Regions from separate parts of the Homo sapiens genome. Here region 2 is linked to region 1. A link is an interaction called in ENCODE POLR2A ChIA-PET data of the cell type or tissue named here. Cell type or tissue: HCT116. All regions are shown on one strand. Links, peaks and the distances in the headings refer to the core of each region. The heading gives the core; the rest is flanking DNA. Region 1 overlaps CFAP69 (cilia and flagella associated protein 69). Region 2 overlaps STEAP2-AS1 (STEAP2 antisense RNA 1).

Region 1 (5,387 bases), core at 241-5,240:
TGTGTGCCCATATTCCTAGCTACTGGGAAGGCTAAGACAGGAGGATTGCTGAAACCCAGGAATTCAAGGTTACAGTGATCAAAGATTTTGACACTATACTCCAGTGTGAACAACTGAGTGAGACCCTGTCTCAAAAACAAACAAACAAACACTACCTTTGGATAAGAACCAGTTTGTTTTGTTTTGTTTTGGGGTGTTTGTTTGTTTGTTTGTTTGTTTGTTTTTGACACAGAGTCTCCATCCAGCCTTAGTTGCCCAGACTGGAGTATAGCGGGGCAGTCATAGCTCACTGCAACTTCAAACTCCTGGGCTTAAGCGATCCTCTCACCTCAGCCTCCCAAGTAGCTGGGACTACAGGAATGCACCCACCACACCCAGTTAATTCTTTATTTTTTTGTGGAGTCTCATTATGTTGTCCAGGTTGGTCTCAAATTCCTCAGCTGAAACAATCCTCTCGCCTCGGCCTCCCAAAGTGCTGGGATTACAGGTGTGAGCCACCACAGCTGGCCATTTTTTTTTAACATTTACATATATATGCTATTGTAAAATACAATAAAAGTATCCCACAAATATTAGATTGTTATAAAAGTTTTTATATGTCCACTCTCACTTTATGTATTCATTTTGTCACAGACTAGTAAATATACTTCCAGAACTGACAGTGGTCCATAGACCACACTTTGAATAGTATTCATCTAAATCAAGCTTGTCCAACCCTCAACCTGTGGGCTGCATGCTGCCCAGGATGGCTTGGAATGCAGCCCAACACAAATTTGTAAACTCCTTACAACATTATGATTTTTTTGATAATTTTTTTTAGTTCATCAGCTATCATTAGTGTTTGAGTATTTTATGTGTGACCCAAGACAATTCTTCTTCTTCCAGTGTGGGCCAGGGAATCCAAAAGACTGAACACCCTGAAAATGATCTTGAACAGTTGTCTGACTTGGTCTAAAGAAGTTATCAAGCCCGTGCATTGTGGCTCATGCCTGTAATCTCAGCACCCTAGGAGTCTGAGGCAGGAGGATCATTTGAGGCCAGGAGTTTGAAACCAGCCTGGGCAACATAGCAAGACCCCATCTCTAAAAAAAAAAATAGCCATGTATGGCGATGCACACCTGTAGTTTTATCTTCTCCAGAGGCTGAGGCTGAGGTGGAAGGGTCGTTTGAGCCCAGAAATTCGAGGCTGCAGTGAGCTATGTTTGTGCCACTGTACTCCAACCTGGGTATGGGTGACTGAGTGAGATCCTGTCTCTAAAAAAAAGAAAAAAAGAAAAGTTATCAAGCTCTAATATTAGCTCATTCCAGTTCAAAACCTCTTAAGACTTCCATTCAGGAAAATGTTTCTTATAATTTAATCTAAATCTTTTATTATGTTTTAGCCTTGGTTTTATTTGGACCTGTTCCATCTTAGGGCTTGTGTATATCAAGCCCTATTTACTGGTAGCTGAAAATGTCTACTAGCAGGGATTTCTTTTCCTATTTTAACCTGACATCTCAACACCTCCATTTTTTTTTTCTTCATGTTAAACCGTTGGTGGCAATTGGCTCTATTTCTAAATCCCTCTCATAGGCTGGCTATAGAAGTTGTAAAACTTAGCAAAGTTAGAGAAGTATCTTGGTCACTTCTCTAGGAAGTTAACAGAGCTTTCTATTTCCAGTGTACCCTGCTCTCCCATCTTTTCCTAAAAGGTCCTAGAAAAAGGCTAGGAGTAATAAGATTCAACCAAGAAGTGTAAGTCACATCTACCATAATTTCTTAGCTGTAAAACAAAATCAATGAAATGTGTTTATGTGCCAATAGGATTTTTTTTTTTTTTTGAGACAGAATCTCACTGTGTCACTCAGGCTGCAGTGCAATGGCATGATCTCAGCTCACTGCAATCTCCGCCTCCCGGCTTCAAGCGATTCTCCTGCCTCAGCCTCCTGAATAGCTGGGATTACAGGCACCACCACGCCCAGCGAATTTTGTATTTTTAGTAGAGACGGGGTTTTACCATGTTGGTCAGGCTGGTCTCGAACTCCTGACCTCGTGATCCACCTGCCTCGGACTCCCAAAGTGCTGGGATTACAGGCGTGAGCCAGCAGGATTTTTAAATAGATAAAATAAAAGATGCTTTTATCTGAATATCTAGAAAGTCCATATTTTGCTTTCATATTAGTTTCAGATAAAATCCTAACCAATTTAAGCCTTAAACACAGGAAAATGCATCTCAGTTTAATATTAATAAAATAGTGGAGTAAAGTAATGTTTAGGTTGCTTATTCTGAGACAGCATATGTTTGTGTGGGCAGGGGTAGGGGGTGAAGATGAAGGGTATAATTGAGCCTAATCAGTAAGTTAATGTTTTCAATGTGCTATTACTCATTGCCAGTGGGAAGTTATTGATCAACTGAATCTGTGTTGTAGCAGTTGGTAATCCAATTCTAAAGTTGTGAGAGGAAAAAAATTTTGAGTAGGCATTTACTGAGGCAAAAATGAAATGGTTTTTTTAAAAATATGGTTCTAAATTTCCTTTTTTAGACTTCAAAATAAGAATAATTAAAACAGTATCTACCACATTTGGCAAAATAGTTGGAATTCTATAGACTTTCTTCACAGAAATACTATAAAGAATATGTTAATAAAGATATTAATCTGAATTTTATTTCTTAACTAAAAATATTAAAGCCATTAAGGGATTTAGCACAGATATTTAAAATTCTGAATCTGTGTTCAGGAAAAATAAAAAACCAGCCTCGTTTTATAGAATCTGCATATGATATCATAAAACTGTGTGGGTAAGTTATCTTTCTTTAACTTTATTTTGTAGTAACATGGAGTATTTTATTATGTTTCTTATATCACAAACATACTATGCATTATAGTGTAGCAGATTGCTACAGAACTCAGAAAACTTCAGTTCATCACTTGATTCCAGCAGTTGGCATTTCAGGTAATCAGTTTGCTGTGGTCTGAGATTGCTAGCCACAAGAGATTAAATTCTAAGTATATTGAAATGCTTTCTTGTAATTAGTTACTCTGAAGTAAATGCTAAATATTAGATGTAACCAAGGAATTATAGTATTTTCAGAAAATCTTTGAGTGAACTTATGGATATGCTTATAATTTCAGTCTAGTTTTTTTCTCTGTCTTTAGAAAATTTGAGTCTCAAAGATATATTAGGTTATATATGTCATGTTTTATTTGATTTTTGAAATTTGAGTGAAGAATAAAAATCACCAATTACATTTGATATATATTTTAAAAATGTAAGTTAGAGATAAGAATTGTAAAATTAACATGTCTTATTCTTTCTACTGTTGGTTCTCTAACAAGTTCTGGGAACTGAGTATATGGTGCTTCCTTGGTGCCACATAGTGGCTAATCTAGGTATATATTAAAATATCCATTTTTAGTTGCTAAATGTAATGTAGTAGGGAGGAATAAACCTTTTGGACAATTTTACCTTCTGAACCTTTCTACCAATTTAACTTTTTAGATAGCAATTATTTATTTTAATATACAAATAATATATAAATAATAGAAAGGTTTAGTAGAATTATGCATACATGATAGGTTCTAACTCTCACTTTTAGATTTACTAGCAATATTTAATATGTAACCACTTAAATTTGTATTTTCTGATATCTGAATAAAATAACCAAAATAATATATTGAATGCCTATACCATGCCTTGCTTTTTAATAGACAGGTACAATGGAAAATAAATGGTTGCTCTGGTGTTTTCAAGGAACAAATTGGAAATTATTATTATATTGACATACGATTATATAATGTAAAACTTTTAAATCTCAAGGCTTTGCAAATCCTAGAATGCCAAGTTTATAAGAATTGCTTTCAACATCTATGCTCCTACAGAGCTCTGCACAAAGTTCATTGTCTATGAAAACTTGTGACTGAATGTTTAATTGTATAATATGATAAATCCTTTTTAGCTGCAGTCTTCATTTTCCCTCATATTTCATAATTATTCACATTGTTAATTTTTTCTACTTTTCTAATTTCAGCTTATGTCTAGATAACTTCTCTATGCCTCACCCTCACTTGTTTCTCTTTTCAAGACATTTTTGGAAGATAAAAACAATAAAAATAGAATAATAATGTCAAGCCTTTCCGTTTTGGCCTCCAAGTAGTATGGTTTTCTCATGGCATTAGAAGTATAATGCTAATTTTTTCATAAACTTTTTGGTTGAAAACTCTTCTGATGCTTTATCTTATAGATTGTGTCCTTTGCTAGAAAAGGAAAAAGTTTGGGAACAAAAAGTACTAGTTTTAGAGTCCTTCACTTTAGAGATCCAAAAAGCAGCTGGATAACAAATATAATACATTATTTGTTTCAAATGACAAATTCTGACAAACACTAGAAATGAACTTCTGTGGCATTTATAAAATTGTCCTTTTTGTAGCTTGCTCTTCAGATATCTTTAAATTCAAATTGGCCTGTATATTGCTATTGATACATCCTCATGTGATAGTTCTCAATACCATTTTCAACTACTTCTTTAATTTTTCTTGAAAAATATGAATTGGCCAAGCGCGGTGGCTCATACCTGTTAATCCCAGCACTTTGGGAGGCCGAGGCAGGCAGATCACGAGGTCAGGAGATGGAGACCATCCTGGATAACACGGTGAAACCCCATCTCTATTAAAAATGCAAAAAAAATAGCTGGGCGTGGTGGCAGGCACCTGTAGTCCCAGCTACTCGGGAGGCTGAGGCAGGAGAATGGCGTGAACCCAGAAGGCAGAGTTTGCAGTGAGCTGAGATCGTGCCACTGCACTCCAGCCTGGGCGACAGAGCAAGACTCCATCTCGAAAAAAAAAAAAAATATATATATATATATATATATATATATATATATATATATATATATGAATTAAAAGTCCTGTCTCTATAGGATATATTGTACTTTAAATAGTACAGGAGGTTCAAATTTTGAACTCATGAAATGTCAAGATAGTTTATATATTTAAAAAATAACTTTTATATTTTCTTTGAAATTTAGACTGACCCAGGTTTATGTGCTGGATCTTTTATGATTTATAAATAAGTTACTTTAAAATAACTTTGGTTATAGAAGTTGTGAAATGCGATTCTAATATAATTAATATTTGTTAACTTGAATGCCTTAATGTCTGCAAAACCATTCTGTTATTTTGTGGATAGTTACTAACCCAGCTAATAAGCAAAAATGCACTGATCTCTAAGAATGAATAAACTATCGATTTTGCCTAGAGTTTTGAAAATTTCAGGAAAAGCTCTTAACCAGTTTTTAAGTTACTGGTGAGCTTAGATCTATGGTTTGTTCCAGATTATCCAATGTCGTACTAACTTTGATATAATTATAGCTATAATTTATTACTATTTTGACCTCTAAGAGAAAGAG
Region 2 (5,387 bases), core at 306-5,305, 84 kb before region 1:
ACTGTCATGAGATCCTTGGGGTGTTGCTTTGCCAGCCGGAAAACCTCTGTGGCTGGTGGCACATTTCCCCAGGTTTTTACTCAGGCCCACTGGGCTCATTCCACCCACCTGGCCTGGCAGGCTGTGCTTGGCTCACACCACTGGCCCAAATCTCATGCCTACCAAGGACGAGCCAGGCACAGAGTAGCAAGGGGTATGTGAGTGAGAGTGGGGTTCAGCCACTGGGCACAGCCAGGCACACCGGCTGTGGTAAGGTTGGCAGCTCCAGGTGCCAGCATGGGTGCCAGCTCCCTATGAGGCTGCATCTGGACCAGGCATACCTGAAGCAGCTTCCACAGCTGGCACCAGGGAATGCGGTAGCACCCAGAAGCTTGGAGATGCCAGGAATCTGCAGAGCCTCAGAGAGGGTGGCACAGCCCTGGTTTGGGGAGCTCCTAGGTCTGGGATCCCCAAAGGGCCACAGCTGTCTCTCCTTCTCTCTTCTTTCTTTCTTGTTGCCTGCAACGTGGTGAGCAAGGGGCATATTTCATCCCTGTTTTTGTTACAGCTCTTTTAGCCCTCCCATTTGGCAAGTCCTGAGTTCTTGTCTTGCATCCAGGAAGAATGATGTACGCAAACAAGTGGAGGTGAGCAAGGTGAAGAGGAGCTTTATTGAGTGACAGAGGAGACCCTGGAGTGGGTAGCTCTTCTCCACAGGCAGTCATCTGATCATCTCCTTGATCTGGCTGAGCCCAGGGGTTTTATGGGCTTCAGAGGGGAGGAAGGGGTGGTGGTTGGTTCATGGGTGGCCATGGGGAGCCCAGAGAAAGCACCATAAGTTCCCATCCTGGCTCTTCAGCCAGGCCTCTGGATTCAGGCCATCCATGGCTCAAAGGTGGGGCTTCACTAGGGACCTGCCTCTTTCTGCCCTGCCTCCTGCTGTCATCCATAGCACTCAGGCTGTTTGTGCCAAGAGGCAACTGCAGGCCAGTGCCGAGCTGCCTTCAGCAACCCCCCTCACCCTCTCCCGTGCTTGTTGATACCCAAAGTCTGAAGGGCGCCAAGGCAGCAGGGGTCTGGTGTGTCAGCACTGCTCCAAGCATGTGCACCCACCCAGATTGTGACAGCACCCAGGCTCAGCCTCAATTTTGCTTCAAGATCAGAGCAGGCACCAGGAGTGGGGAGAAGCCAGGCTGTGGGAGCAGACACCTCCAAGCCTGAGGGGGCAGAGGGGCTTCCTGGGCCCCCAAGAACACAGGTATGCCCAGGTCCACAGCTGTGGCTTGGGTGGCTGCAGCTGTACCTGGGAAGCTTGAGGCTTCTGCACTGCCAATTCGGAAGGGCATGAGGCTTCTGCCTGTTCCCAGCTCTCACCAGCTCCATGAAGCTCAAAGCCAAGGCAGCGCCTCCCCACCTGCAGCTGGTGTCTTCGCAGCCACCACTCCAGGCAGGCGGCTGCTGCCATCAACATTACCCGACTTAAAATTATATTACAAGGCTTTCTATCAGGGTAAACTGTCAGTCAAAAAAAGAACAAAAAAGAAATAGAAAAAAATTATGCTACAAAAATATAGTAATCAAAATATCATGGTACTGGCATAAAAATGGACACATAGATAAACAGAACAAAATAGAGAACTCAGAAGTAAAGCCATGTACCTCCAGCCAACTCATCTTTAACCAAGTTGACAAATGTAGAAGAATGAAACTGGTCCCCTATCTCTCACCATATACAAAAATTAACCCAAGATAGATTAAAGACTTAAATTTAAGACCCAAAACTAAAAAAATCCTAGAAGAACACCTAGGAAAAACTCTTCTGGACATTGGCCTAGACAAAGAATTCATGACTAAGGCCTCAAAAGATTCAGAGGGGTAGGAGGGGAGTAAAGGATGAGAAATTACTCAGTAGGTACAATGTACGTTATTTGGGTAGTGGTTACACTAAAAGCCCAAACTTTACCTTTATGTAATATAACCATTTAAGAAAACGAACTTGTATTCCCTAAATTTATACAAATTAAAAATGAATGAATGAATGAAACAAGACACATGGGCAAATTATAAAACTGTGCTATGAATTAAGATGGTGTGATTAACTATTTACACCCAGGATCCAAAAAGGAGAAAACTTTACATATTAATAGGGAAACTAATTTCCAAAATAGATATAGCTGAAGATTAATTTACAGAACTAAACGTCTAAACTGAGGGATTCTCCCAGAACACAGTTCAAAAGAAAAAATTCATAAAATGGAAAACTTTAAAGAAGAGTTAAGGGGCATGAAAAGAGACCCAAATGATCTCAAATACCCATTGTGTAAGTTTCAGAAGGATGCAATAGAAGCAATAAAATAAGAAAACAAATAAATAATGGAGGGAAATTTCTTGGAGCTAGAGAAAGACACTAGACTTCAGAGCAAAACCTCTGTAAGATGAAGGGGCTGAGGAGGGAGGGGAGGAATGCACGCCTTTGCAAGCTTGATGGAACTTCAGGCCACCAAGGATAAAGAGAAAAATCCCAAAAACTTCCATAAGGAAGAAACAGACTTTTTTCTTTGGAAAGAAGAATCTGATTCCAAATAATTGAGGAGACAAAGTAGGTGATTATGCACATTGCTAAGATTTGGCTCTAGAAAAAGCTGGGCAGTAGATGGTATTGCTAGAAGGGATGTCATCAATAGTGAGCTAAGTGTACTAAAATTATCATTTTTCTCACAAAGCTTCATGTTCTGAAGGGAAAGAGGCAATTATAATTCTGGTCCCAGCTATAAATGGGCTGGTGCCAATGTATCATCACCCAACTGCTTCTCTAAAATCCAGCTAGCATCCGTCTCTCATAAGAAGCAGCATTTATACGAAGACATTCTAATGTCTACACATCTATAATCCAATATCTGTAATATAATCTATAATCTAATATCTGTAATCCAATATAATATCTGTAAATGCTAACTAGCATCATTTCAAATTATAAACCCCTATGAAGTCTCCCTGATAACTGACAATGAAGCCAGCATACGGAGACTTTTCCAGAGTCATGAGCTTGTGGGTGGCAGAACAAGGGCTGGGAGGCAGGCCTCCTGACTTTGTAGCCAGTACTGGTGCCACCATGTCATGCTGACAGCTCAGCACCAATCCTTCTATACTCTCGTGTTTTCTCCTGTTTGTGATAAAGTATGTACATCTGTGTCATTGGAAGGCTTGGAGAAGAGTCCAAAGGTGCAAAACAAAGCAAATCTCCCCACGCCTGGCAGAATCTTCAGTCCTGGCCTAATGAGCTCACCAGCTCAGTAAGTTCTGCGACTGCTTCGGGTTACCAAAAGAATAGAGTATGTAACAGTGCTAGGAAAAGAGACACTTAAAAACCCACATCCAGGCATTGTTCAATGACTGCTCATAAATACTTTATGGCAAAATTCTTTCTGGTGGCACAGAAGGCCATGAACAATCTGACACCTCCATTAGTCACCTCTGTTAGTCACCACTACGACTTCCTGACCCATCTCTGGGTTTCACTTCAGTTTTTAGATACCCAGCCCTAACAATTAAGCAAAACTTCATTGATAGTTCCTCTTCAAAAGTATTTCCAGAATAACTATTAAAATCCCATGGACTAGTCAAGATAGTGAGATATGCTTTTGAGTGAACAGCCACCATTTCTTCCTTTTAGAGATTTATTTTTTAACTTAACAAAAAGCAAATCTAATGTGAAACTTAATGAAAATTGTTTCAAAAACTTGAAATGCAACTACAAAATAGCCCATTATTGCCTAAGCTTTCTATACTTAACTAGTTTTCTAAATCTATATTACATAGGCTAGAGAAATAACATATTGTTTTTATATGTACAATCCAAATCTAGTCTCTCCGAATTTTCTTTAAGGCCAACTATTTTAATATAGGCCAGTATTTTACTCTATTATTCAATCGCAAACCACGTTTCTTTCCTCACAGTAGTGCATTTTGACAAAATCAATCTTTTCATTCTTTTCAGCAAATAATACAGAAATTGGGATTCATTCATGAGAAGTCAGTGAAAATAAAAATGATTTCAGATTTTCTTTACATTTGTATAATATCACTAGTAGAGGAGGAATGGCTTTCCAGACCACTTGTTAGGAAAAAAATATGAGTGGGAAATTACACTAAGCCTATATAAACAATTCCAAAGTAGAATTCTCTTTTCTCCTTGGTAAATAAATGCTTGATTTTCATAATTCAACATATAATTTTAAACTAGGGCAACCAAACTTGTGACATGAAAAGAGGAATTTTATTGTTAAGTTACACTGGTATACTGCAAAGTCATACCAAAAAAAAAGGAGCAAAATATATTTTTTAATAATCTTACACAAGAATGCTCAAGAATCTTCTACATGAGGTAACTACAGAAAAAAAGAACACTAGGTCAGCTGAAGGCTGAACTAAATTTGTTCCATAAAAGTTGGTGAGTTTCATTTTTCGCTTCTAAGGGGATAAAGGAAAAAGAATGTGCATTGTGTTTAAGAAAACCCAGAATACTGCCAAAAGTTTGCCACCCACTTTGGCATTCTGCCTTTATCCTGAAAGATAATTTCTTCTCCATTATAAACAGCCTATGTGAGATGAACTGTCAACAAGAGGGAAGCTAGAGTGAGAAACAGAGAAAAAGAACAGCATCATGCAAGGAAAGTTATGAAACAAATTGACTCTTGATTCTCTCTTGGCTTGCCTTTCTTAATGCAAATAGAATTAAAAAGTCAAATAGCCCTAATGTTAGCCAGGTGAAGTGTGGTTAGAAATGGTTGACTGGAAATTCCCTTGCTTTCATCAAACAATTGTTATGTGAATATTGCATCAGCTTGGTCCTTTTGATGTTCCTACATGACTTAAGAAAACTTTGTATTTCCAGTAGTGTATTTCCAATGACAAAAACTCTGCTGTGTGATTTTAGAAAATCACTAAAATTACCAGTGCTTTTGCTAGATCTTTCACAGTTGCAAAAACAAATGTTTTTGAACAAGGCTCTATTTTTCATGAAAATATTCAACTGAATGCAGGGAAAGTAAATGCAAAATATCTAGGGAAGGCACCAATCAAATCATGCAAGAAGAGATTTTTCTAGACTTCAAAGAAAAAGTATTCAGTGACTCCAAGGTGTGGGGCAAGGGAGGCAGGGGAGTGATGAATTTGTTTTCTTTGCATTGTTCCACTTCCTTGTTTGCTGTGTTGCACAAACTCTATTGAATATCAAGATTTGGCCTCTTATGAATAAGATACTTAATAGAGAAGAATGTCAGTTTTTTCAAGCCCATAAATACCTTTTAAATGTTCTTAGAATTTTACAATTGGATGAAAAAGCATCAAAAAACATAGTTTGTATAATTTTATCATTAAAAATATTTTCCATTATTATTCAAGGAGTT

The links. Peaks named below come from ENCODE experiments on the same cell type or tissue, not always from the same donor. Only the 100,000 strongest peaks of a DNase experiment are listed, where the experiment ranks them.
Region 2: POLR2A ChIA-PET joins it to region 1 with 6 read pairs; 2 of 35 experiments call an interaction of 5 or more read pairs at or near these places.

Annotation. Positions count from the first base shown.
Region 1 is chr7:90,259,277-90,264,663 of GRCh38, forward strand. CFAP69 (cilia and flagella associated protein 69) reads left to right here. Exons shown (of 23, transcript NM_001039706.3): 4 at 2,671-2,780. Among named protein-coding and RNA genes, the nearest start is that of CFAP69, 17 kb to the left of the region's middle. In HCT116, for the core only: a CTCF peak has its summit at 3,346; a DNase peak (open chromatin) is centred at 3,325.
Region 2 is chr7:90,175,686-90,181,072 of GRCh38, forward strand. All of the region lies in intron 2 of STEAP2-AS1 (STEAP2 antisense RNA 1), which reads right to left. Among named protein-coding and RNA genes, the nearest start is that of STEAP1, 24 kb to the left of the region's middle. RefSeq lists enhancers at 3,209-3,268, 3,279-3,328, 4,547-5,048. In HCT116, for the core only: no CTCF peak of the experiment used is centred there; DNase peaks (open chromatin) are centred at 675, 3,366, 4,816 and 5,126; H3K4me3 peaks cover 2,689 bases; H3K27ac peaks cover 3,294 bases.